2 separate regions of the Homo sapiens genome follow, and region 2 is linked to region 1. Evidence: read pairs that join two places in POLR2A ChIA-PET (ENCODE). Cell type or tissue: PC-9. All regions are shown on one strand. Each heading gives the region's core, and the rest is flanking DNA. Links, peaks and the distances in the headings are about the cores only.

Region 1 (10,189 bases), core at 2,019-7,018:
TGCTGTGCGTGGGACAAAGGTTCCAGGGAGGACAGCCAGTCACGGACAAAAATGTCCTTCTTGGGTAGGATCCATTTCACCAGGTTAAACGAAGGCTTAGAAACACAGAGAGGGGTACGTGAGGAGCCCGCTGGAGATGGGCGAGCTGCGGAGCCCACGGAGGGGCCAGCTCCAGCGTGAAGGAAGGAGTAGGAAGAGAAAAAAGGGCGATATACCGGGCCGCTGGAAAAGGAAATTAGGGCCCTGGGAGGGAGCATCCGTTGAACCTCGAGATTTTTATTGACCTTCACTTCAGAGAGGCTCCTGGCCATAGAGGAGGTTACCGGAGCCCTGGAACTAGTGCTAAACGGGCTTGCGGAGGCACAGCTTGATAGGGGAGGTAAGCTGGGGTTCAGTGAGTCACCTTCTTTCTTCTTCACCTGGCTTCCATCTGCAGGAGCCGCGATGTTCCCCCTTCGGGCCCTGTGGTTGGTCTGGGCGCTTCTAGGAGTGGCCGGATCATGCCCGGAGCCGTGCGCCTGCGTGGACAAGTACGCTCACCAGTTCGCGGACTGCGCTTACAAAGAGTTGCGTGAGGTGCCGGAAGGACTGCCTGCCAACGTGACGACGCTTAGTCTGTCCGCGAACAAGATCACTGTGCTGCGGCGCGGGGCCTTCGCCGACGTCACACAGGTCACGTCGCTGTGGCTGGCGCACAATGAGGTGCGCACCGTGGAGCCAGGCGCACTGGCCGTGCTGAGTCAGCTCAAGAACCTCGATCTGAGCCACAACTTCATATCCAGCTTTCCGTGGAGCGACCTGCGCAACCTGAGCGCGCTGCAGCTGCTCAAAATGAACCACAACCGCCTGGGCTCTCTGCCCCGGGACGCACTCGGTGCGCTACCCGACCTGCGTTCCCTGCGCATCAACAACAACCGGCTGCGTACGCTGGCGCCTGGCACCTTCGACGCGCTTAGCGCGCTGTCACACTTGCAACTCTATCACAATCCCTTCCACTGCGGCTGCGGCCTTGTGTGGCTGCAGGCCTGGGCCGCGAGCACCCGGGTGTCCTTACCCGAGCCCGACTCCATTGCTTGTGCCTCGCCTCCCGCGCTGCAGGGGGTGCCGGTGTACCGCCTGCCCGCCCTGCCCTGTGCACCGCCCAGCGTGCATCTGAGTGCCGAGCCACCGCTTGAAGCACCCGGCACCCCACTGCGCGCAGGACTGGCGTTCGTGTTACACTGCATCGCCGACGGCCACCCTACGCCTCGCCTGCAATGGCAACTTCAGATCCCCGGTGGCACCGTAGTCTTAGAGCCACCGGTTCTGAGCGGGGAGGACGACGGGGTTGGGGCGGAGGAAGGAGAGGGAGAAGGAGATGGGGATTTGCTGACGCAGACCCAAGCCCAAACGCCGACTCCAGCACCCGCTTGGCCGGCGCCCCCAGCCACACCGCGCTTCCTGGCCCTCGCAAATGGCTCCCTGTTGGTGCCCCTCCTGAGTGCCAAGGAGGCGGGCGTCTACACTTGCCGTGCACACAATGAGCTGGGCGCCAACTCTACGTCAATACGCGTGGCGGTGGCAGCAACCGGGCCCCCAAAACACGCGCCTGGCGCCGGGGGAGAACCCGACGGACAGGCCCCGACCTCTGAGCGCAAGTCCACAGCCAAGGGCCGGGGCAACAGCGTCCTGCCTTCCAAACCCGAGGGCAAAATCAAAGGCCAAGGCCTGGCCAAGGTCAGCATTCTCGGGGAGACCGAGACGGAGCCGGAGGAGGACACAAGTGAGGGAGAGGAGGCCGAAGACCAGATCCTCGCGGACCCGGCGGAGGAGCAGCGCTGTGGCAACGGGGACCCCTCTCGGTACGTTTCTAACCACGCGTTCAACCAGAGCGCAGAGCTCAAGCCGCACGTCTTCGAGCTGGGCGTCATCGCGCTGGATGTGGCGGAGCGCGAGGCGCGGGTGCAGCTGACTCCGCTGGCTGCGCGCTGGGGCCCTGGGCCCGGCGGGGCTGGCGGAGCCCCGCGACCCGGGCGGCGACCCCTGCGCCTACTCTATCTGTGTCCAGCGGGGGGCGGCGCGGCAGTGCAGTGGTCCCGCGTAGAGGAAGGCGTCAACGCCTACTGGTTCCGCGGCCTGCGGCCGGGTACCAACTACTCCGTGTGCCTGGCGCTGGCGGGCGAAGCCTGCCACGTGCAAGTGGTGTTTTCCACCAAGAAGGAGCTCCCATCGCTGCTGGTCATAGTGGCAGTGAGCGTATTCCTCCTGGTGCTGGCCACAGTGCCCCTTCTGGGCGCCGCCTGCTGCCATCTGCTGGCTAAACACCCGGGCAAGCCCTACCGTCTGATCCTGCGGCCTCAGGCCCCTGACCCTATGGAGAAGCGCATCGCCGCAGACTTCGACCCGCGTGCTTCGTACCTCGAGTCCGAGAAAAGCTACCCGGCAGGCGGCGAGGCGGGCGGCGAGGAGCCAGAGGACGTGCAGGGGGAGGGCCTTGATGAAGACGCGGAGCAGGGAGACCCAAGTGGGGACCTGCAGAGAGAGGAGAGCCTGGCGGCCTGCTCACTGGTGGAGTCCCAGTCCAAGGCCAACCAAGAGGAGTTCGAGGCGGGCTCTGAGTACAGCGATCGGCTGCCCCTGGGCGCCGAGGCGGTCAACATCGCCCAGGAGATTAATGGCAACTACAGGCAGACGGCAGGCTGAACCTCCGCCCGTCCGGCCCGCCCATTCCCGACCTCCACCTAGGGTGCCTGGGAGCAGCAGTCTAGGGCTGGCAGGACTTATGTCCCCCGTCCCCAACCTTCACCTACTCCTCCCCCTTACTACTCCCCAACCTTGACTACCAGGGACTTCTATTAGGGAGTGGGCCGATTTCACCAGTCCCTGCTACCCACGGCTGCCATTCTCCCTGCGGGCTGAATCCCCTTCCCCGCCAAGCACAGTGTTTATCTTACCCCATGCAAGACTCCACCCGCAGACGGTGGGCGATATCTATGTCCCTCCATTCCCGTCGCGATTATCTGCGAAATCCACCCCGCAGCCCGCCCCACCGTGGGCTCTGGAGCCAGAGGAAACGAGCGAAGACTTTGGAAACCTCGCGGTAACGCGGTGGTTTCGGGGGCCAGCCAAGGCCAGTGGAGTGCTGTGGGGTCCCACCTCGACCCCTCCTCCTCCCTTTCTTTCTTTCCTTTTTTTTTATTTTTTAATTTTATTTATTTATTTATTTATTTTTTGACGGAGTCTTGGTCTGTCGCCAGGCTGGAGTGCAGTGGCGCGATCTCGGCTCACTGCATCTTCCGCCTCCCGGGTTCAAGCGATTCTCCTGCCTCAGCCTGCCTAGTAGCTGGGACTACAGGCGCGCGCCACCACGACCAGCTAATTTCTTCTATTTTTAGTAGAGACGGGGTTTCACCATGTTGGCCAGGATGGTCTGGATCTCTTGACCTCAGGTGATCCATCTGCCTCGGCCTCTCAAAGTGCTGGGATTACAGGCGTGAGGCACCGCGCCCGGCCCCTCCTCCCTTTCAATCCCTACTCCCAGAAGCCGGGATTCGTGGCAACCCCTAGTTTTTAGTTCCAAAGCCTCCTGCCGGCAGGGAACCAAATCCTTCTGTCCTCCCACCCCCACCCCACTTCTGGCCAGTTGGAGTCCAGCCCGGTGCCTGGGGCGCCTTTCAGCTCCGCGCTCAGATTTTCCTGTTTTCGTTGTTTTCAAAGACAGCGACATTTCGGGTCTGGTGCTAACACCCCCTTCCCAGCCTCTGGGAAAATCGAGTGTGTGTGTCGGGGGGTAGGGAGGGAATGCGTTTTCTGTCGTCTCTCTCCTAACTTAAAGCGCCGCAGGACCGCGCGCCCCTTGGCGGCTGAGCCTGTGGACTTGGTCGCGGGCCAATTTCGTTGTCCGTGTGTTGGGCTTTCCGGAGGTCTGTGCGCCCAACAGCGCCGCTCCCGCGGCTCCACCCGACCCAGACCCTAGCTGGAAAGCGCCGGAGGCGGAGGAAGCTGACTGTGGCCTCCCGGGCCGCGGCTCTCTGGAGGGCTCGCGCCCTAGTTCGCACAAAGCCTGCTCGTGACTGTGCGACTGTGCGACGGGATCCGGATGGAGCCGAGCCCCTCCGTCCTCGCGTCTCGGTCCTCGCGTCGCCCCGCCCCACCCGCCCCTGCTTCGGCGGGAATCGTGTTTGCCCGGCGTGTAGTCCCTGACAAGCGTGCCCTGTAGGAGAAAAGTCTGTGTCCTGTGAAGTGTGACCGTGTAGTGTAGGGGGGCGGGCGGGGGGGCGGATGGGCGGGGAGGGAGGGAAGGGGAGGGGCGCGGCGCGGCGACTCGGGGCGGGGTTCTTTTTTCCATTTTGAAAGAAAGCGTCGGGGTTGGGGTGGGGGGAGTTTCAGTCCTCGGGATCAGCCCTCTCCGCGAAGCGCAGCACAAGCGCGGGCCTGGGACGGAGTAGCCCCCCGGAGCCCGTGCCCTTTTCTAAACGCGTCTGTATGCAGTCAATAAAACAATCGATTTGAACTGGGCTCGGTGACTTTTTGTCAGGGGACAGAGGGAGGAGGCCTGGGCGATGAAGGAGGAAACCGCGGAAGGAAGGAGCCCCCCCAGAGCCTCCCGTTGGAATCTTTTGAGTGATTTCCTGTTTGCGTGACCATCCTGTGATTTTTTTGCCAGGTGTTTGCACCCAGCCCTGCTCTTAGTGTCTCCAACTCCAGGGTGGGGTGACAAAAAACGAGGGCAGGCTGCAAGTGAGTAGGGGGAGGTTGCAGGAAAGGAAGGCGGGTGTCTGCAGACCCTGAACACAGGGAGTCTGAGTGTGCGTGCAAGTATATTTGCACTCAAGGGTGTGCGGCACCCTCTTTCACTTGAGACTGTCTGTGTAGTGGGGTGTGGCTGTATATGGTGTCACACTGCCCAGTTTCTGTGTCTCCACATCAGCCTTTGAGTTCCCTGAGAAGCCGGTGGGAAGAGGATGGGATTCATAGGGACAAGACCGCTGTGGCTTGCACAAGAGAAGTCACAAATAACACAAAGTACAGAGCGGGCAAATGATGTAAAGCAGGAAAGGGGGAGAACCTGGCCAGGCCGATTGCCCAGAGCGAGCCGGCACGTTTGGCCTGGGAGCCAAGTGTGTGCGTTGTGTGGGTGGGTGGGGAGCACTCAGTGAATGATGCATGCACAACCGTCAGGGTGTGCCAAGGGGGTGCACCTGGGGAATCAGGGTTGAAAACACACTGATTTCATAGTCCTAGAAAGGGGCTTTCTTGGGTGAGGAACAGGAGAGACAGGGGGATCAAGAAAGGAGACTGTGCTCCTGGCCAGCCTAAAACACACGGGTTGGGCTGCTGTGTGTCTCAGCTGAATCCCCCTAAGATGGGAAGAGGCGGGGAAGAGAGATGGAAGAGGAAAGCAACAGAAATGGGAAGCAGATAAAGATTCTCTCTCTCCCCTCCCTTCTTCCTGCTTCCAATTTCTTGTCCTCTTTTGCTGTCTCTGTGGGTCTTCCTAATTGGACCAGTCCAGGCTGGCAACAGGCCCAAGTTCCAATGCTCAGGGTCCTACCCCAGCCTCAGGTCTGTCCTCTGGCATAGGTGGTGGCTGTGACACTTCTTGGGGCCTGAGCCCAGATTCCCTTCCCAGACCAGCAAAGCTGTTTTCTTTCTTTTTTTTTTATTTTTTTATTTTTAAAATAGATCAGTTTTATTCTGCTAGTTCCATAAAAACAATGTAAACACAAGCGTTCTGTACATCTTCTTGGTGAATTCACATAATGCTTTGTTCCCTGATCCTTTAACCTCCTCGTCTTCTTCCAGTCATTTTCTGTTTGGACCACTGGCCACAGGAGTGGAGTGGGGTTGGGGCTTAGGAGAGAGCAATGTGGCTTTTTCGTATGACTTGTTTTATTGCTTGCCCTCTCAGCACACTCCTGTTACTCCTAACACAAAGTCTGAGATTTAAGCCCTTAAACCTGTAGGTTTCACCATCAGCTTTTTCTTTTTCTTTTCTCTTTTTTTTTTTTTTTTTTTTTGCATAGGCATTACTAGGGATGTGAATGGGAGACTGGTATAGAAAGTGGTGAGGAGCCGAAGCCAAGAAATTGCTTTAAACACAAGATGAAAACGCTCTGTTCTGTACACAAAGAATCACCTAATACTGGTGTGAGGCATCTCACTTAGCTGTGGAGAAGTCCTTGGAATTAGATCTCAGAAAGACAGTTCCAGCTTTAAGACAGTAAAACCTTTAGGCAATGGGCTAATTGCCTTAAAGGAAAGAAGAGTTCTACTTGAAAGAGCTTGCAGGTGAGAAATTGTCCTACAAAGATTCTTAGAAATGTTAGCGGAGATAACTGACATGGGTAGCTGTGGGCCAACCAAGAACTGTCAACAGCCCGATCTCATAGCAAAGCTGTTTTCAAGAAAAATTCCCTTCTGAGGGCCACAGCCTGAGCCCTGCTCCTGGTCACAGCCCAACACTGCAGTCCACCCCACTGCCTGGGACACAACTCAAGAATATTATCTCTTAGGAAGACACCTGTTTTGTTCTACCTGCAAATCCTACCGCTGAGCACGGGGCAAGGACTGGCCCAATTCCTAGGGCCTGTTTAGGAATCCAGCCACGTGATTGCTTCTGGGAACAGGCCTGGCTGGGCCAGTGAGTGCTCAGCAGTTTTGGTGCAACTCAATCATCTGGTCATGGGTCTCTTGTGGGAAGACAGGCCCCTTCCTTTCCCTCCCTGTCCTAAGAATTGGGGGCCCTCCTCGAGACCCTCTAGGATCCTGAGTGCCACTAGGGCAGGTGGAGAGGAGGTGAAAGCTCTGCCCCTCTTTGTCCAGGGCCACGTATCCTAATGGATGAGCAAATACTACTCAGCTAGACCTTGTGCCTTCTGGGCTTGGCCAGGCCCAAAGGCTCCAACCACAGGTAGGAATGAATACGTGTTGGAGGCCAAGGACCAGGGTGCTGGGACACTCTGCCAACTGCCCACTGAAATCCCAGCCCTCTCAGGAAAACTCTAGTTTCTGTCCAAATGTTTGGCCAATGCACAGAATGGTCCCCAGCCTCTGGCCTTCCTTCCTACCTCTTTTTAAATGTAATTAATTTAACTTATTTAATTACATTAAAATAAAATGTCTTCCTTTCATTTCCTCTCCCTCATTCCTCTCTGTTCTTTTTTGAATTGTTCCAGTTCAACTACCAATTTGAGGTTGAATTCATTTTCACAGTGTCCCCATCAGGTGGTTGTAAAACTCTGGCTTATACTTATCCAGAGATGGGGAGCTCACATTCCACTCCCCGCTTCCAGGGAATCAGTTGTTTAGCAGTTTAAAATGTGTCTCTGCCTGGGTTCCACCCCTCAGGCCTGACTGCCACTGGCAAGTTCTCTGGGAGAACCTACCAGGTGTGGAGGTGTAATCTTCACCTCTGACCCTCTCTCCCTGGCTCCAAGGCTTTCCATTCAATGCAACTTTTTTGAGCCTTTCCTGTATGCTTCATGTGCTGTGCTAGCTTCAATCTCTCCAGTGTGTCTTGCTGTAAAACTTATTTGGATACTACATGGGAATGGAGTCTAACGGCTTGAGGAGTGTGTGTGTGTGTGTGTGTGTGTGTGTGTGTGTGTGTGTGTGTGTGTGTCTTGAGAGACCTGGAAAATGGTCGGAGAATGCAATATGACAGCAGTAGCCTCAGAACTCAGAGCAATTTATCAGGAGCAGTAATTCTCTGAGTTACAGAAACCAGATGGCCAGGATGTGGCCTTGAATCAGATCAGAAACCTGTCTAAAGAAAGGTTATTTGAAAGGAGTGCCTCCTCCCCCTAAATGTTTCCTAAAGATCAGCTGAAATGAGAACCATCTTGAAGATCATTAAAGTCCATTAATATAAAAGAACAAAGGAAGGCAGGGCTTCTTTGAGAAAGAAGCAGCTGGGGTAGGGTCCTCTGGTCCCAGATCTTGTGTCTGGAATGCAGCCCTCCACCCATGACATCAAAATAACAACCACAACTAAAGCTAACATCTCCAAAGATTCGTTGTCAGTACATATATGGCCTGTGACTTCCTGGTAGACATCTCAGTTTTTCCTCCTTGATCTCAGGGAAATGCATTTTGGTAGGTAGAGGGAAAGGAGTGGCATCTTGCTATGACTACCCTGCCCCACATTTGTTAACAGAGCCCCAGTTATGAGACATTCCATAGGGAAAAAGGGACCTGCTCTCTGCACAACAGGAGGTGTCGCCTGCAAAGAAAGGACCATGACTATGTAAGCACAGAGCAAGGGAAACTGGGGGATCTCCTTTCTCTGCAGAAATCCAAGCCTGTATTCTGCAGAAAGCCAAGCCCTAGTACCAGGACATAAGAAAGGCCCCTTGTTGAGGCTATAAATTGCCAAGTCTGACCTAACAAATACCTTTACCTTATACATTTCCAACATAAAGGTATAGATAAGAGAAATCCTGCTGGGCAGTTCGGAGGAAGCAAGTGGAGCCATTTCAGTTGTAATGTGTCAATTCATTGATTACATTTGAAATGTAGCCACCCACACCTATCTGTTCAATGATAAGATTTTGCCTTAGGACTCAATAGAGAATAACATTATATTGAAAATGAAAGATCTGCTGTGACTGGCATATAGAAGAGATTAAATTTTAAAATGTTTTGCAATATTCGCATTTTGTTCAAAATATGACCAGTGTTCCTAATGAGACTTGATATGGATTTTTTAAAAAGCCATCCAAAGGCCCCATGATGGGCACAAAAACAAAACCAACTTGTTGGGTTAAATTAGTTGGAAAGACTTTGTATCATTCCATTGTTGAATAAGTAATTTATGGGATTTAAAGACAGGACGATTTTGAAAATTGTGCTAATTGTGTGTGCTTTGTTTGAACATGTGAATGTAAGTTTAATAATTAAGTTTAAGTCCACATAGAACAAGGAGAGAAAAAGTGTTTGTATTTTTATCAACTGTTTACTGCTTACATGTATTCCCTTGTGTATTAGGAGTTAATTTGGTTTTGGCAAATTAAATGCATTTTCTCCCAGCAACATTCTCAAACTGTTTCTTAAATTGAATCTAAAAGCCATTCAAGGCATCCAGCCATTTGAGAGAAAAATTTCTATGATTATATAAATTACCGAGGAACTTCGTAAGAATTGATCATTGTCGAAATGGGGAGAGAATAGGAATGGAGAATTAATTATCAAATGCGTCTTAATAATAGAGGCTTGTCACACATCTAGACTAAGAATGCTAATAGTCACCACCTAATATTAGTATAAATACTAATAATACCAATAGTGGCTAACATTTATTGAACTCTTACTATATTTCAGGCACATACTATGGATCTTACAAGCATTATTTTGTCATTCCTTATAGTGATCCTGTGAGGTAATATTATTATTCTAATTTACAGGCAAAGAAACCAAAGAGCACAGAGGGTTAGTAGTTTGTTGAAGATCACACAGCTGGCAATTTGCAGGGTTGAAGTTTGTCCTTTTGTTATCTGACTCCAATGCCAGAGATCTTAGTCACCAAGCCAAACCTCCTCCTGAAGCCTCTACAAACCAGTGAAGTATAGAATAACATATTTTCTATATGGTTAAATTTGCGGCTAATTACAGAGTTTGTCTAGAAAAAGGATTTCTCTTGCTGTTTCTCTTATTTCTCAAAATAGCATTTTTTTTTTTCCTGATTATAAAAGTAGTGCAGGCCAGGCGCAGTGGCTCATGCCTATAATCCCAGCACTTTGGCAGGCCAAGGTGGGCAGGTCACTTGTGATCAGGAGTTTGAGACCAGCTTGGCCAACATGGTGGTCTCAAACTACTATTTCATGTCTCTACTAAAAATACGAAGAAATTAGGCAGGTGTTGTGGTGTGCGCCTGTAATCCCAGCTACTCTGGAGGTTGAGGCAGGAGAATTGCTTGAACCCGGGAGTTGGAGGTTGCAGTAAGCGGAGATCAGGTCACTGCATTCCAACCTGGGCAACAGAACAAGACTCTGTCTCAAAAAACAAAAAAAAGAAAAAAGAAAAAGAAAAAAAGAAAAGAAAGAAAGAAAGAAAAGAAACAAATATAAAAATAAAAGTAATGCATGCTTCAACTAGAATTGTCTTTGGTTGCCATTGGGAATGTAAATGGGCATAGCCACTTTGGAGAAATATTTGGCAATCTAGAAACATTAAAGATACACATACGTCTGACTCAGTAATCTCACTCTTG
Region 2 (10,189 bases), core at 2,382-7,381, 240 kb after region 1:
CGCCGCATTGGACGAGGGGGTTGCTGGGGTTCTCGGATTGGCTGGCCATGAGGGGGCGGGACCAAGGCCAGGGCTGAGAGGCGTGAGGACCTGGAGCGTGAACGCGTGGGGAAGGCGCAGAGACCTGGCGCAGGTGTTGCGGAGCCTTCTGAGACTGGCCTAAGCTGCAGAATTGATCGAGCATCTGGAGTGGCCATCGGCCGTGTTGCCCGCAGACACAGGTGTGCTGCGACAGACCAAGCTCCAGGGTCCCTCAGGTAGCCAGGTGTGCGGCACAGCTTTGTCCCTCCCAGAACTCAGTTTCCCCAGCAGGGGGCCCGGGGACTATTCCAATCCAGTACTCTGGCCTGCCCCTCCCCTCGCTCTCACTGACCTCCCAGCAGCCAGACCAGGTAGGTATCCAGGCTCCTTCCTATCCTGCCCCCTGCCCCGCTCCATCCTCATCTTTCCCTTAAAGAAACCTCTCTCCAAGGTCCACGGTTACATCACATACAGCTTTGCACACCCAGTGCCCAGCACAGAACCCCCACCCTCTGTGGTTGTCCTTTCGCTTCTCGCAAGGTCCATGGGAGCAGGGGACCAGGCTGGGACAACATGTGGCCCCACCTGGTTGCTATAAAAGCTCAGGTAAGGAAGTTTACAGAAATATGTTGGGGTTACTGCACCTGTAAAAAGTGAAAATGGCCAATTATCATCAATGTCAAGAAGAAAAATTGCCCTTGTTGCCCTTTCACTGTAGTAAAGTGCTGCTTCCAACAAACCAGCACACAAATGCCAACCACAGGTGCATTCCGCTTGGGAGGATGGGGGAGAAACTAGTTGTTTGACTCTGTACAAGAACCAATCACCAGGTTTCCTTAAATGGCACACTTTCTTTGAAATCTGAAGCAAGAAATTACCTCTCCGGACACAACCAAGTTCATCTCGTGTCCTCTCAGGACATACAGCCGGGCTCCACTAGAGGGCAGCAGAAAGATGGAGATGCTCGAGAGAAAAGGAGACTTAAGTTAGTTCTCACCATCCGTGGAGGGTGTGAGGAACCCAATAAAAACCGTACTGGTATTAGTTCCTATTTGTTGACTGGTTACTCTAGGCCAGCCATCCCTCTGACTGATCTGTTAAAAAAAAAAATTAAGTAATTTGGGCCGGACGTGGTGGCTCATGCCTGTAATCCCAACACTTTGGGAGGCCGAGGTGGGTGGATCACCTGAGGTCAGCAGTTCAAGACTAGCCTGGCCAACATGGTGAAACCCTGACTCTATTAAAAATACAAAATTAGCCGGCCATAGTGGTGCATGCCTGTAACCCCAGCTACTTGGGAGACTGAGGCAGGAGAATCGCTTGAACCCAGGAGGGTGGCAGTGATCCGAGATCGCACCACTACACTCCAGCTTGGGCAACAAGAGTGAAACTTGGTCTCAAAAAAAAATTAATTTGATCCTGCCATTAACCCTATCAAGGTGGATACAATTGTGTTAACCCCATTCTACAGCTGAGGAAAAAAACAAGTTGAATAACTTGCCTAAGGTCACACAGCCAATAAGAAGCAAATCTGGGATATGAACCCTGAAGTAGAGCTATAAATCTGACATTCATAAACCTATGCAATTTTGCTTCCGTTGAAGAGGGAGGGAAGGATGGCGAGCAGAGGTGGCAGCTGAGGCCCCCACAGATATTACCCTTGTGGGCTCTTTAAGGCCAGTTCCAGAAGCAGGCACCAGACAGGAGCATCTAGCTAATTAAGGACCTTGGGTCATCAGGCAGGTAGGGTCAGAAAATCTGAGCTCAACCTGCACATAAACCCCACACACCTTGCAGGAACCTGTCCTAGCCCACCCATCACCATGGGTGGCCCAGCTCTCCAATACCCTGGGTGCCTGCCACCATGGTGAACCCTTGTAACCACTGTGTCCCCTCTGGCTTAGATGTGTGAAATTGACCTTGACCCACTCTCTTCCTTACCTTATAGGCAGCCTTGCCTGCCTCCACCATCAGCCAGGATCGGGCCTCCTCATGTCAGTCAAGAAGATGCCAATCAGCAGCAGCAACTGCTGCCAAGAAGCTGGAGTCCAACAAGGATCAAGGGGATGCTGGTGGGATCCTTTCCAGGGCAACCTTGAGAAGAGTTTCAGGCCAGAGCCTAATCCTTTCCTGATTTTCTTCCCAATTTAACATTTACTGAGCCGCTACTGTGGGCAGGCACCTTGCTGAGTGCACAAGGGGGACTTGCTGGGTGATCTTGAGCACACTCTTTACCACCCCCACCTCAGCTCTTGGTTAGTTTCTCTTCTGTAAACTAAGGTTGCAGAGACCAGGGGTTCTTTACTCGGGACTGAAGGGTCCCCTAAAATTGGGTGTGTGTGAGAACATCTTTCTGGGGCAGGGTTTCTCAGCCTCAGCACTATTGATACTTAGGGCCAGATCATTCTTAGATAGATCCCTCCCAGAACACACCTGTGGGCTGGCATTTGCGTATTGGTTTGTTTGAAGTAGCACTCTGCTGTAGTGAAAGGGCAACAAAGGGGCAATTTTTCTTCTTGACACTGACAATAATTGACCATTTCCAGTTTTTATAGGTGTGTTGTGACCTTTAACTCCAACACATCCCTGCAAACACCCTTAGCCCAAAATCTGACCTGTGCATTGCAAAATGCCAAAACCCACTAAATGCCTCTCTGAAGCCTCCCAGCCCCACGGCCTTTCCACCCACTCCACCTGCTGTGGCCAGGCTGGGAGGGGTGCAGGAAGGTGGCACACTGCCATGTACAATTTGGAAGAGGAAGAGCCAGGAACCCCTCCAGGCCCAGCTCTCTGTGAGCCCTGCCAAGGCCACCTACACCTGCCTGACTCTCTGGGGCCCCTCAGCCCTGGCCTGGGAAAGAGGCTTCGCCCAAATCCAAGATGCAGGCCCCTGCCACAGGGCTTACCTACACCCCTGTGAGAGCCCTGGGTAGGGGTCAGAAAATGGGGCAGAGGCCAGAGCCAGCACTGGGGGCAGAAGCAGGCAGTCCCTCCTCCCATGGTTAAGCCTGCATCCTCTCTCCTCCTGCGCGGTGGCCCTTCCTCACTGAGCACCTGCCAAATCTGCCAGGTGCGAAGCCTGCTGTCAGGGCCAGAAAGTCAGAGGCAAATTCAGGGGTGAGCTGAACAGTGTTTAACAACCAGGTCTCTGGACTGGGGTGAGGGGCCCTGATTTGTAGTCTTTGCCTATTTCTGTGGTGCAAATATTCCTACCCTGGCAGATATAAAGCCAGCAGTATTTTGTCACTGAGCGTGGAGCTGGTTCACAACATCACAAAGTGTGTGCACCACCAGGTGCAATAGACACAAATTACCTTACGAGCATGAATAATGGTAACATATAGTAAAATAATTAGGAAATGATGAGTTGCTAGTGGGTATTTCCTTTTTTAACAAAATGTATTTAAGGTTATATAATTTAAGTACCGACAATGACTGTGCTTAACAACTCGTTCGCAAAATTCTGAAAATGTGGCCACCAGCACCTATGAGCCGGTACCAGCTGGCTGCAGGCCCATCACTGGGAATTGAGTGTGGTCCCTGCTCTCTGAAGGCGACAGGTCTACCCAGGGTGGGCCGGTCTGTGGGGGGACAGAGGGATGCATGGGGGCCACGGAGAACCAGAGGAGACACTCTGTGCAGGGGTTCAGGGAAGGCTTCTTGGAGGAGGCAGCATTATAGAGAACAAAGGGGAGGGTAAATATATCCCAGAAAAGGGTAAGGAGAGAGTGCCAGGCTAGAGAGGACACTGGGGAAAGACCAGGAGAAAACAAAGTGTTTGGCGTGGTCCAAAAACTAAAAATGTGTGTCTCAGTCTGGCTGATGGGATGGCTGGGTTCCAGCCCAGGTTCTGCTGCTGATGCCTCTGTCACTTGGACCAAGTCCACTCCATTCTCTAGGCTTCTCGCCTCTGTCAAATTGGGGTCCGAACCAGATGGGTTCCAGGCCCGCTGGTGATCTAGACCCCCAAGAAGTCTGCAGAGGGGCCTTGTGAACATGTATATAGCTCATGGAGGAAGTCTGGCCCACAACTGACACTTCACAACCAGATCTTCCCCTCCCTCCTCCTCTCCCCTTCACCCGGTTCCCCCAGGTGATCCTGGAAATTCTGGTTTGGCTTCAGAAAGTAACTATAATTACAGCCTTTTTTTTTTTTTTTTTTTTGAGACAGAGTTTCGTTCTTATCGCCCAGGCTGGAGTGCAGTGACTTGATCTTGGCTCACTGCAACCTCCACCTCCTGGGTTCAAGCGATTCTCCTACCTCAGCCTCCTAAGTAGCTGGGATTACAGGGGGACCTGCCGCCATGCCTGGCTAATTTTTTTGTATTTTTTAGTAGAGACGGGTTTCGCCATGTTGGCCATAATTACAGTCATTTATAGAACACTTTGCTGCCTCTCCTAATTACCAAGCTGTGCAATTCCAGTTACGCATGTAAGGAAACATCTCAGGAACCCCTCCCTGGGGCCAGCCTGTCAACCGCAGCCCCCAGGCCAGCTGGAATGGAGTGGGAGTGCCCGTGGCTGCTGCTGACGTCTCCCTCCTGGCTTCCTTTCATGCCAGACCAGGAAGGAAACCTTGGTTCAAAGGCCTGCCCTGGGGTGGGTGTGGGATGAAGAGAGACAGGGAAAGTCCCTCAAGATGATGAGCTTGCGACATGGGGGAGGGGAGAGGGACTCCTTCTGGTGATGCAGAAGGCCTCCGTCTACACAGCAGGTGAGTCTTAGAATGCCGGGGCGGGTCGTGGTTTCACAGCATGAGTTAGAGCTTGTTCCCCAGGAAAGGGGCTGTTTAAGTTTAGAAAGCAATGGTCCTTCCACTAGGTACAGGTTCCCCGGCCTCATGTCCATCACCACCACTGAAGCTCCCTTAGCAACAGCCCTCACCCTGCAGAGCAGCCATCCAGCCCTGCCTCTGATGCCTCCTGTGACTGGGATTAGTACCCCAAGCCTCTGTGACATTTGGGTACTCCATTAATGAGAAAGCTTTTCTTCCATCAAGATAAGCTTCCCTCTGTGCAATTTCTTTTTTGTTGTTGTTTGGAGATTTTGTTGTTGTTGTTGTTTTGTTTTGTTTTTTTGAAACAGAGTCTTACTCTGTTGCCCAGGCTGGAGTGCAGTGGCATGATCTCGACTAACTGCAGCCTCTGGCTCCCGGGTTCAAGAGTTTCTCCCACCTCAGCCTCCTGAGTAGCTGGGACTATAGGCACACACTACCACACCTGGCTAATTTTCGTGTTTTTAGTAGAGACAGGGTTTCGCCATGTTGGCCAGGCTGGTCTCGAACTCCTGACCTCAGGTGATCCACCCGCCTCAGCTTCCCAAAGTTCTGGGATTACAGGCATGACCTACCACATCCAGCCTCCTCTGTGCAATTTTTTTCCGTTTTCTTTTTCTTTTTCTTTTTTTTGAGATGGAGTCTTGCTCTGTCGCCCAGGCTGGAGTGCAGTGGTGCGATCTCGGCTCACTGTAACCTCCGCCTCCCAGGTTCAAGCGATTCTCTGCCTCAGCCTGCCAAGTAGCTGGGATTACAGGTGCCCGCCACCACATCCGGCTAATATTTTTTTTTTTTTTTTTTTGAGACGGAGTCTCGCTTCTTTGCCCAGGTTGGAGTGCAATGGCACAATCTTGGCTCACTGCAACCTCCGCCTCCCAGGTTCAAGCAATTCTCCTGCCTCACCTCACCAGTAGCTGGGATTACAGGTGCCCACCACCACGACCAACTAAATTTTGTATTTTTTAGTAGAGATGGGGTTTCACCCTGTTGCCCAGGCTGGTGTCAAACTCCTGACTTCAAGTGATCCACCTACCTCGGCCTCCCAAAGTGCTGGGATTACAGGCACTAGCCACCACGCCCAGCCTATATTTTTAGTAGAGACGGGGTTTCACCATGTTGGCCAGGCTGGTCTTGTACTCCTGACCTCATGATCCACCCACCTCGGCCTCCCAAAGTGCTGGGATTACAGGCACGAGCCACCACAGCCAGCCTATTTTTTTAGTAGAGACAGGGTTTCACCATGTTGGCCAGGCTGGTCTTGAACTCCTGACTTCATGATCCACCCACCTCGGCCTCCCAAAGTGCTGAGATTACAGGCATGAGTCATCACGCCCCACCTCCTCTTTTTTTTCTACCCACAGGTCCCATCTCAAGTCTCTGGGGCTACTACTCCCTCTGCCCTGGGTGTGCCAATGGATACTGTCCCCCCTACTGGTCCTCTCCTGGACAGGTGTCCAGCTCCCCTAAACCTCGCCTGGTTCCTTAGCCCCACCAGTTTCTGAGACAGCCCTGATGTGGAGGCTCCCTGGGACTTCTCACTGTACATACCACCTCCCGCCAGGTGCCCACACTCAGTCCTAGGCACAGAGCTGGCAATCCCAAGGGGCTCCACTCCTGAGCCCCAGCATCCCACCTCCCACAACTCGACCATCTGGGTGGCCCCCAGGCCCACACCCATGCCACACCCAAATCCAACCCCACCAGCTTCCTCTGCCCCTGCCCCTCACCCCAGGCCCCTTTCATCCAGTCTTCAAAGCGTCAAACTGCTGCTCCCCCTGCTCCTTCTTCCAAGTGTCTCCAAACCCCACCCCTCTCTTCCCAGACCCCGAGCCCTGCCCATCAGGCCACCATCCTCTGTCCCCTAAATTCTGAAAAGGCCCCTCCCTGCTCTCCCCGCCTAAACCCGCCCCCTCCCATGTGTCCTGAGAGCAGCATAGCGTGGAGGTTAGGGGCAGGGCTCCAGTGCATTCCATCCCCTGCTCCTCCACTCACTGACTGTGTGGCCTTAAGCAAGCTGCTCAACCTCTCTGTGCATCGTTGTCTTAATAGTATCTCTCTCCTAGAGTTGCCTGTGAATAGTCTGGTTGCCAAGGAATTCAGAGTGGCCGATAGAGGACAGAAGGGAGGGGTAAAACAAAGCAGAAAGGGGCACAGGAGCCAGGTCCTTAAGTCCTTAAGACCTTCAATGCTCAACTAAGGCCTGGGAAATTTCTCCTGAGATGAGTGGAGAGCCTTCAGGATAGTCTTAAGTCTCTGATCAATGTTGTGCCTTTGGAATGTCTTGGTGCCTATGGTGCCTATGGAATGTCTTGCTTTCTTTCCTGCAGAGACTGAGAGCCCCTCCTGTCCCAGGGGTGCTGAGAGGTCTGTCTCTGGCTCCCCCACCGCTCCCATGTCTCTGCTGGGACTGGTAAGTCATGGAGCTATGCCCGGCAGAGTTCTCTTGCCAGACTCCAGGCCTCTCTCACCACAGGAGATCAGGACTGGACTCCCAGGGGTCTGACCTGACTTCCAACCCCAGGAGGGTGGGTGGTGTCCAGCGAGGGCTTGTCTAGGTCGTCCAGCCTTCCGCTGTTGGCCTCAGGGACCATCCAGGCAGCCTGCCCAAGTTACTCTTGACCCCTCCTCTGACACAGACTCTCCACCTACCTACAAAGCTCTTTCACAAATGTGTCATTATTTTGTTTAATCCTCATAACAACTCTGGGAGTTGGGTGTTATTATCCCATTTTACAGTTGGCAAACTGGATAATGTATGATGTCTTACCTACTCGCTAGGAGCCCAGTCACAACGGTTCATGCCTGAGTGGGAGGAGGATTGGGGGTGCTCCTCCACCCACCTCAGCCAGCCAGGCCCAGCACTGAGTGAGGGGCCAAGTGGGAGGGGAGGCAGCCTGTGGCGGCGGGAGGGGGGCCCAGGGAAGTGGAGGGCAGGTGGGGGCTGCTGGCACTGGGACCTGCCAAGTAGAGAGCGAGGCCAGAAGGGGCTGGGAGGCCTTGAGGGCAGGGAGAGCAGGAACGGGAATGAAGAGGCAGGCTAGGAGCAGGCTCCAAATCTGAAACCTGGGAGGAACCTCCTTGAGTCACCCTACTCTTTGTACAGATCAGGAAATTGAGGCCCACCCAGTCAGGAAGAGAAATTCGTCTAAAACCACTCAGCCTGCCAGAGACCAAGCCAGAATCTGTGCCAGAGCGCACCCAGGCTGTTCCTGGAGAACCCAGGAACCAGCCCCACGGGGCCAATCAGCTGGCACTGGGCTGACCAGCAGGCACTGAATGAAACTTCTAGCCTCCGGGCCTCTCTGGGTGGCCAGCAGGGGGCGGTACTGCCCCAGGAGTGACAGCTCCCAGACTCCCAGCCACTGCCCTCAGGCCCATCCCAAGGTCCCAGGGCAGAACCAGGGCTGGGGACACAGAAGGCATAGGTGGGAGGCAGGGTTTCTGGGGTGGGAAGAACAGCACACAGAGCTGAGCATGGGACTCCCCGGCCCCATTCTGATGCCAGCTCCTTCTAACCTGAGCGAGGGAGGAAACAAGCCCTTCCTTTCTCCTTGCACCTCCACCAGTTGAGAGAACATTCTAGAAATGCACCCAGCTCCATCCAAAGTCTGCTCTCTCGAGAGGGGAAGGGGCTGGAGAAGAGACTGTCTCCCAGGCCACAGGTTTCCACAGAAAGTTGTCCTGCAAAGGAGGCTAGACCTAAGGAGAAACTTCTAGAGGCCTCTATACTGAGTATCCAACCTCAATTCCGGGAGTGTCCCTTTCCCAAAATAATGCTCTAGGAGAAGGTGGGGAAAGGGTGGCCAACTGCAGTGCTATGTGAAGACAGGGGCTAGATGTCCTTATTGCTGTTTCAGGACCCTCTTAGGTGCGACAAGAGAGAATTTTCTCCAGGATGGCTAAAGAAGAGCAGGGGCATGGGGGAGTGAGCAGGGCCGCAGGGGTCAAGAAGATGAGCCACTCTGGCCCCCAGGAGAGATGGCCAGGGTGCAGGGGGCTCCGTGTCACCCCCATCAGCCCTGGGACCCTTCCCAATGGCGAGGGCTTGTATTCCTAACCAAACTTCTGGATCTGGTCCCAGCGGGAACCCCTGCTATAATGAGTGCCCCCAAGGCCTCCCTTCAAAATCCCAGGAGTCCAGCTTCTCGGGGCAAAAGCCCCACAGCAGCTGGCAATACAAGATCTAGGAGGCAGGGGATCTTGAGGCCCCAGGTCAGAAAGGCCCCACGCACCTGCCTCTCCCAAGATTTAAAATACCAGGGGGCTAGGGGTTCCCATCCCCTGCTACTAGGCTTCGTGGTGGTCCTCAGCCCCAAGCCCACTGTGCCCTGTGCAGCATGGACAGATGGTCTCCAAGGGGCCCCTTTCAGCACCACTCCCCTTGGTTTCCCATCAATGCCACCATACACCAAAGTTCACACACTGTCTACTGGAAAGCCCCTGTCAGGGCCAGTTGTCCTACAATTAACTCTTCAGTTCTCCCAGGCTGATGGTTCCACCACACAGAGAGCAGACAGGGTGGGCAGGGGCTTGGGGAGTCACAGCAGGCACCCAGGGACAGAGGGGCAAGGAAAATGGAGATGGGGGCACATTCAGGGGGTGGGGACAGCATCCTGGCAGGTCCCGGGCCTGCACCACCTGGAGGAGCCGGTGACTCACGGGGCTGACAGAAGAACTGAAACCAGACAGGAGAGTGCAGGAAGGAGGAAGAAACACCCACCAGGTAACCTGTGTCCTCAGACATGTGCACTTCCAGGCCAGAGTTTCTATGAATCAGTGTCTCTAGACACAACCACCTTGATCCCTTCCGTTGCCTCATGCTGACGTCTGAGTCTGGCCCGTGGCCATCTAAACCCCCGCACTCTGGTTCAACCACCATCAGGCCCACATAGCAGCTGCTTCAGATCAAAAATCTCCTCTTCAGGGGCTTTTTCACCAAGCTGATGGTAAAGGCAGGACTCCTGGGTCCCGGTGTCCACTGCAGCCACTCTGGCTTCCCCTTAGCCCCTCTGCACCCCCTGCTCACCACCTGGCCAGTGTTTCTGCTCTTCCTTCTGCCTAGCATTCCCCTACCACCCCTGCTTTGCCTAGCAGGTACCTACTCATCCTTCAGGTTTCAACCCATGTCACCTCCTCCAGTGAGCTTTCTCTGACCTCTCACCTAAGTCAAATCCCCCATTACATGTGCTCCTGGCACCATGCACCCCTCTCTGAGCCCTTTGTAGAGTTTAGTTGTGTGGTTAGTGATGAGTGCCTGCCTCCTGTACTACAGCTGAAGCTCCAGGAGGGCAGGGACCAGGGCCTGGTCTAGTTCACCCTCCATTGTCTCTGCAGCATGTGGCAGAGTCAGTGCTAGGCACATAGAAGGCCCTCAGTAAACGTGCTGTGAATGAG

What was found. Peaks named below come from ENCODE experiments on the same cell type or tissue, not always from the same donor. Only the 100,000 strongest peaks of a DNase experiment are listed, where the experiment ranks them.
Region 2: POLR2A ChIA-PET joins it to region 1 with 5 read pairs; 3 of 35 experiments call an interaction of 5 or more read pairs at or near these places.

What each region holds. Positions count from the first base shown.
Region 1 is chr15:74,132,311-74,142,499 of GRCh38, forward strand. ISLR2 (immunoglobulin superfamily containing leucine rich repeat 2) reads left to right here. Exons shown (of 3, transcript NM_020851.3): 3 at 437-4,492. The coding sequence starts at 445. The coding sequence ends at 2,682. Among named protein-coding and RNA genes, the nearest start is that of ISLR2, 6.8 kb to the left of the region's middle. RefSeq lists enhancers at 3,520-4,211, 8,163-8,694. In PC-9, for the core only: a CTCF peak has its summit at 3,801; a DNase peak (open chromatin) is centred at 4,011; H3K4me3 peaks cover 1,673 bases; H3K27ac peaks cover 1,528 bases.
Region 2 is chr15:74,374,447-74,384,635 of GRCh38, forward strand. LINC02255 (long intergenic non-protein coding RNA 2255) reads left to right here and starts at 4,636. Exons shown (of 4, transcript NR_146881.1): 1 at 4,636-4,735; 2 at 7,123-7,205. RefSeq lists a silencer at 30-89 and enhancers at 221-768, 1,096-1,145, 4,033-4,533, 4,659-4,968, 8,382-8,461 and 5 more. In PC-9, for the core only: no CTCF peak of the experiment used is centred there; DNase peaks (open chromatin) are centred at 4,135 and 4,575; H3K4me3 peaks cover 344 bases; H3K27ac peaks cover 1,296 bases.